Linked DNA regions of Homo sapiens: region 1 is linked to region 2. Evidence: chromatin contacts called from ENCODE Hi-C data. All regions are on one chromosome and are shown on one strand. The core of a region is the stretch at or near the end of the contact, and the rest is flanking DNA. Distances in the headings are between cores, read along the strand shown. Region 1 overlaps LOC124900317 (a long non-coding RNA gene). Region 2 holds the start of CRACR2A (calcium release activated channel regulator 2A).

Region 1 (2,861 bases), core at 51-2,550, 350 kb after region 2:
TTAGTTTTCATTTTTTTTTTCTTTTCTTTTTTTTTGAGACGGAGTCTCTCTCTGTTGCCAGGCTGGAGTGCAATGGCACTATCTCGGCTCACTGCAACCTCTGCCTCCCAGGTTCAAGTGAGTCTTCTGCCTCAACCTCCTGAGTAGCTGGGACTACAGGCATAAGCAATCACATCCAGCTAATTTTTGTATTTTTAGTAGAGACAGGGTTTCACCATGTTGGCCAGGATGGTCTTCATCTCTTGACCTCATGATCTGCCCGCCTCGGCCCCCCAAAATGCTGGGATTACAGGCATAAGTCACCGTGCTCGTCCAGTTTTCATTTTTCAAGCCAAATCAATGAGTTAATATATGTCCCCAAGACAAACATTCTGCATTCTAATTCTAAGATAGTAGACATACTAGATTAGATAGATAGATAGATGATAGATAGATAGACAGACAGACAGATAGATAGATAGATATTGATAGAGCATGAAGCTGTACCATGAATTTATCACCGGGATGAAATAATGTGCCACCACCCTCAATACTTCCTACCTTCACTAACCTTATTTTATTTTCATGAGATTTGCATGATGGCAATATGTTCTTTGATAATCCTTGGGGGAAGGATGAGGGGACTCATTAGACAAATATTGGTATCATATTTTTGCCTTACCACACAACCTATCTTGCCCTGTGTCTAATTCCATGCTTTGCCCGTCACAGACGTATGTATAAGACAGAGAGAGACACAAAACCTTAGAGATTTATGTTGCCTTCATTAATATTTTCAGTTGTCCTTTTTTGGATGCCATGGAAGTTTGTACACTTGGCCTAATGCACCATAGTAAGTAAGATTTGGGATGAGAGAGAGTTAACAGAATTTTTTCCTTTTGTAAAGTGGGAAAAGCGCTATTGAGAAAGGGCAGGCAGGACCAGAGAACCAGCCCGACCCCCCAGCTGCAGGTGCACTGTCTGCTAGATCAGTTCAGGGAAGGGCAGATACGGCATTCAGCATCTGGAAATGGAGTGCCTTGAAACAATTCATGCCCAAATACCCCCTGGGAAGTCTTCCTGTCTCTTCAGGGACACTCACACTCCAGGTTGTAAACGGTGGTTCTAATACCCCCTCCTTGCAAACCACACCTATAAATAGGTGTGTAGAGACATAGAACATGTTATGAGCTTCACCAAGACCTTCCGAGCCACCATTTCCCCACTGCTCGAACCCTGACCACGGAACATCTCACAATGTGCAGGCAGCACATACCGTGATCAGTGCCACAACTTAGACTTAGTGCAATGGTGAAATACTGAGAAAGAAAAACCAAAGTGCCTCCAGGAAGTAAACAGCCCATGACAAGAGGCCAGACAGACCACACATGAAACAGACGCACCACACATGAAATGTGCATAAGAATACAGTGGAGATATTTACGCTTCTTGTTAAAAAAGATGGGGCAGACAGCTAGAGGGGTGAAGGAACTGGAAATACGGGATCTCAGAGACTAGGGAGACTTCCTGGAGTTGCATTTGTTTTAGAGACTCCGAGAAGGGCACACATGAGATTTGATGGAGTAAGGAAGGCCAGTGTGCTGATACCGTTTTAAAACTTCCACAGCTGTCTTCTGGTAAATGAAAATGTCCTGAAGTCCTTTCCTCTCCAGAGCTAAGATGTGTTTTTGAGCCTGACTTCTATATTCAGTGATAGGAGAAAGAGAGGAAGAAAGGGAGAAAAAAGGGGACAAACTGGAATTTCTCAACTTCTGGACTAGTGGTAGTCAATTGAGTTAATTTATACTAAAGTGTTAATGACACACAACAGTTATACCCTCCAAAGATCCCCTGTAGCATAAAGGCTCTGTGAAATACTGTATATGTTGAGGAATCAAAGTAACAAAGCAATAATGTAAAAGGGAAATTAGGCAAAAGGAATGGGGGAGAGGACTGGTTCTCAGCATTCAAGCAACCCAATCGGGAAACCCCCTGCAATGACAAAACTTATCTAGCGCACCAATGGGGCCAGTAGATATCATCTGCCAGTAGATGGCGGTCTTCATACTAATTGACTCTTCACTGGAACAGCCCTTCTTTCTACCAGATATTTGTAGGGTTGGTTGGCTTATTGCAGAGGTGGAAAAGGAAGCTACCTCCGCAGTGTAAATTGGAGAGCCCTGCGTGAGAGCTCCCCCTGCTCAAAATTTACTCCCTCACAGACTCGGTCACTTATGTCTAAAAGTCCTATTTATTCAACCCTTTATGGAGGAGGGCAGATTGCTGACAAGAAGTGAAACTGGGGTTAGTCATTAACACTTTAGCAGGAACTAATTTGGTATATTAATTCAGGAAAGAAAGGAACTTTCCAGGCACTGGACACTTAATAGCCTTCTTTAAAAGAAAAAAAAAAAAAAAAAGAAGGTGCCCAGACACAGTGGCTCACACCTGTAATCCCAACACTTTGGGAGGCCAAGGCAGGAGGATCGCTTGAGCCCAGGAGCTCCAGACCAGCCCGGGTAACATAGCAAGACCCTGTCTCTACAAAAAGAAAATAAATTAGCTGGGTGTGGTGGCATGTGCCTGTGGTCCCAAGCTACTCGGGAGGCTGAGGCAGGAGGATCACTTGAACCCAGGAGATTGAGGCTGCAGTGAGCTATAATTGTGCCACTGCACTCCAGCCTGGACAACAGAGCAAGACCTGGTCTCAACAACAACAGAAAAAGTAAATAGAAGAAGTAGGCAGAAAAGAAATGGTAGGTTGCAATAGATGGGTTTTGGCTTGGGCCAGACCTGAACACTGTTTCCTTCAACTCCCATCCCACAATGGAGGACCGGGTCCCCTCAGGTTTGCCGAACAGACCATAAAGCTTGTTAACCTT
Region 2 (3,165 bases), core at 262-2,761:
CGGCTTTGCTCAGCCGTCCTTCCCCAAGATGCCCAGACCCAGCCTCCTATTCAAGGCCCGGCCTCAGTGCCACATCCAGGACGCCCTCTGCGAGTCACTCCTTCCAGAAGTAACCTCCCTCCTCCAAACTCCCTCTACACACTTTATAGTATAGAACCGAGAGGTGACAGGACCTCGGAAGCCGTACCTGAAGCCTCTCACTTATAGAACCGAGAGGTGACAGGACCTCGGAAGCCATACCTGAAGCCTCTCACTTATCACTTAAAAACTGCGCATGAAGTAGCTCTTATGGGCAAATACTAAACCATGAGGTTGTACATATTCATTTCACCTGAAAAGGGGCATGAACTCTGGACCCTTCAACAAAAATGCTGATTCCACGTGGAGCAAACTGCTCTGATTTCATATCCCTATGCCCACATCCTTGATAAAAAGACTCTTCGGTACATGCTGCTTTCTTCCAGAGACAAGGAACCCATCACCTCATGAGTTAGGTTCTTCCTCCTGACCCTCTGACCACCCTGGGGACTCCCACGGATTGGCTCTTTCTGTCCTCTTGAGTCACACAGAACGAATTCCTTTGAGACTCCTGGTGTCCTCCACAGAGCCAAACAGGGCAGGTTCCTAAGCACACTGTGTAAACAGATAAATGAACTCAGAGGGCTTTCCCACGTGGCAGGGTACATTCGCTGCATCCCGTGCATGCATGGGTGCACAGACACACACTCGCACACACACGGACACACACACACACACACGGACACACACACACAGACACACACACACACGGACACACACACACACGGACAGAGTCAGCACAACGCCTCTGAGCCACACAGCCAGGCCAGCACACGCGGGGGCCAGGGCGGAAGCCAAGCCCCAGCAGCCGCCCACTTCCTGACCTCCTTCCTTTGCTCTGGGAGGTTCTCTCTCTGTGTCTTTCTGACTGTCTGTCTCGGTTCTTTGTTTCTCGGCATGGCAACAGTTGTGGATGCTGCCTGCGTGGCCAGGGCTCCTAGTAGCACTGACCTGCAAGGTAGGAGTTTTGGTTCTTAGACTTGAGACCTTGGGCAAGTCACTTTACCATTCTGAGCCTCAGTTTCCTCATCTGTGAAATGAAGAGGCTGGATGAGGCTGGAGGGTTCCTAAGGTCCTTTCCTGACCAAAACCCTAGTGCTTCTCGGCTCTCCTCCAGTCCCGTTACCGAGTGACAGGGAGGGGAGCAAGGGCCAGGCCAGGCCTGGGGGTGGCAGGGGAGCCAGCTGTTCCCCCCCAAGGGCACACAGCCTCCATCCAGGCCCTCTGCGAGTTCCATGTGCGGCAGACACGCGCTCACACTTCGCAGCCGGAGGAGCAGGCAGGAAGCGCCGCCCCCCGGCCGCCCCGGCCGCCCACCCTCAACCTTCCTCCACGTTACCTTGGGCGTGTAGGCTTCCCGTGGACCTGCCCGCGCCGCCCGCTCGGCTCTCAGCTGTCAAGCAGCCGCCTGCTCCGCCCGACTCTTTCCGCTCCGAGCCGCGCGGGCTGGACCAGCCCCTCAGCGGAGCTGAACGGGAAGCGGCGCCCCCTGGACGCCCTCCGGGACGTGCGCGCGCCAAGCGGTGGGGTCCGGGCCTGCAGGCGCGACCTGAGGCCGCCAGGGAGGCTGGGTGGCGAGGGCGGGGCGGCTGCCGACTTAGCCGGCCTGACTGGTCGGGCTTCCGGGGTCCCGCTGCTCCCTAGGCCCCTTGCCCCGATTCAGGCTCCCAAGGTGGGGCATCAGTCCGGCCCTCGCTGGCTCACTGGAGAGGTGGTGTCTGGGAGTGCACCCCCGAAAACCCGGCAGCAGCCCGGCGTCACTCCGGCTGTTACCTCTGGGAGCAGAAACTAAAGGGGATCCTTATTCTTTATACTTTTCTGACTCTTCTATATATTCTACTGTGGGCATGAATCGTTAAAAACAAAACAAAACACCAAAAACCCAATACGTATTTGTTAATAAAGCACTGAGTAAATCTTCAAAGGCCTCCCGAGGTGCTCCGGCTGCAGGATAACCCCTCAGCTTAGCGCACAAGGCAAGGCCCACCCTGCCCTCTCCGGCCACAACCTAATTTTCCAGCCTCACCCTCTCTCCCTCACACACACACAACACTTTCGCTCTGGACACACTAGCTGTTGCCAAACACCAGCTGTTCTTCATGGCTGCTGGGAGTTCTTCTTTTTGCCTGGAACACCCTCCCCTTTCATCTCTGCCTGTTGAAATCCTACTCATCCATCCAGGCCCCTCTGAAATGTCACCTTTTTGGAGAACCCTTCCCCAGACACTGCCCCTGCAGAGTGCCCCAGTTCTTTCCTGGCAAGCCCATCTTTCTGGTACTGGTTTATGTAGTAGCATCCCCCTCTCACACGCGCTAAGTCCTATTCCAAGGTGGAGAGAAACAAATTAGCACTTACTGAGCAGCTGTTATAAATTACTCTGTGGAGTCCTTTCTTCTCCTTGCAGCCCAGCCAGCCACTAGCCCACAACCTCCCTCCACCCTGCCAGAGTTTCAGAAGGCTGTCAGGGGCTCTGAGGCCTGCCCTCTGGTGTGTCCCTACTGCGTGCCTTGGCTTTTCTGGCTCTGTCCTGGGTATGCTTCCCTGTGTCAACTCCCAAGGTCTGCAAGCTGGTGGCTTGACCTTCTCTCAGCCTTATGTGAGGAAAGAAGGACATTTCATTATCAGAATCTGAGAAGTGGAAGGGGCCTCAGAGATTATCCAGTGTAAAGCCTGCCCACCCATTTTACAGAGCAGAAAACTGTGACCAGAGAGATAAGGTCAGAGGCATCGGAGGTACCTACCATTGTTATTGTTGTTTTTAATAGTGTTAATACTTGCACGTTTAGATCGCCTTTCACTTCTAAATCAATGCGTTGTCATTCATTTGCCCCTTACAGTCTCAGAGGTATTACAGTGGTTAGTGCACAGACTCTGGAGGCCAAAGCCCTGGGTTTGAATCTCAGTGCTCCAACTTGCCAGCTACGTCCTTGGCAAGTTACTGGAACTTTCTCCATCAGTACAATGTGGATAGTAACAGCTCCTGCATCATGGGGTGTTCTATGAATCGAAATAAATGTGTATCTTTAAAGGGCTTAGAATAGTAGTAGGTTCATTAAAAATGCCAAATGTATTTGCTCTTATCAAATT

The links. Hi-C counts contacts between places; a loop is a spot of excess contacts on that map. Pooled maps may share reads with other maps.
Region 1: a pooled map shows a loop between it and region 2 (5-fold over the local background). The contact joins the enhancer-like site here to the promoter of CRACR2A in region 2. A Hi-C loop is called at or near these places in 3 of 37 single-sample maps with no recorded cell type and 5 of 50 pooled maps.

What each region holds. Positions count from the first base shown.
Region 1 is chr12:4,105,536-4,108,396 of GRCh38, forward strand. LOC124900317 (a long non-coding RNA gene) reads right to left here. Exons shown (of 4, transcript XR_007063173.1): 4 at 1-2,861. Among named protein-coding and RNA genes, the nearest start is that of LINC03141, 95 kb to the left of the region's middle. RefSeq lists enhancers at 1,848-2,142, 2,230-2,289. Within about 2 kb of position 1,301, at least 3 of the 41 ENCODE cell types and tissues checked have a DNase peak (open chromatin) inside an H3K27ac peak, as active enhancers do.
Region 2 is chr12:3,751,598-3,754,762 of GRCh38, forward strand. CRACR2A (calcium release activated channel regulator 2A) reads right to left here and starts at 1,512. Exons shown (of 20, transcript NM_001144958.2): 1 at 1,418-1,512. RefSeq lists a silencer at 1,247-1,746.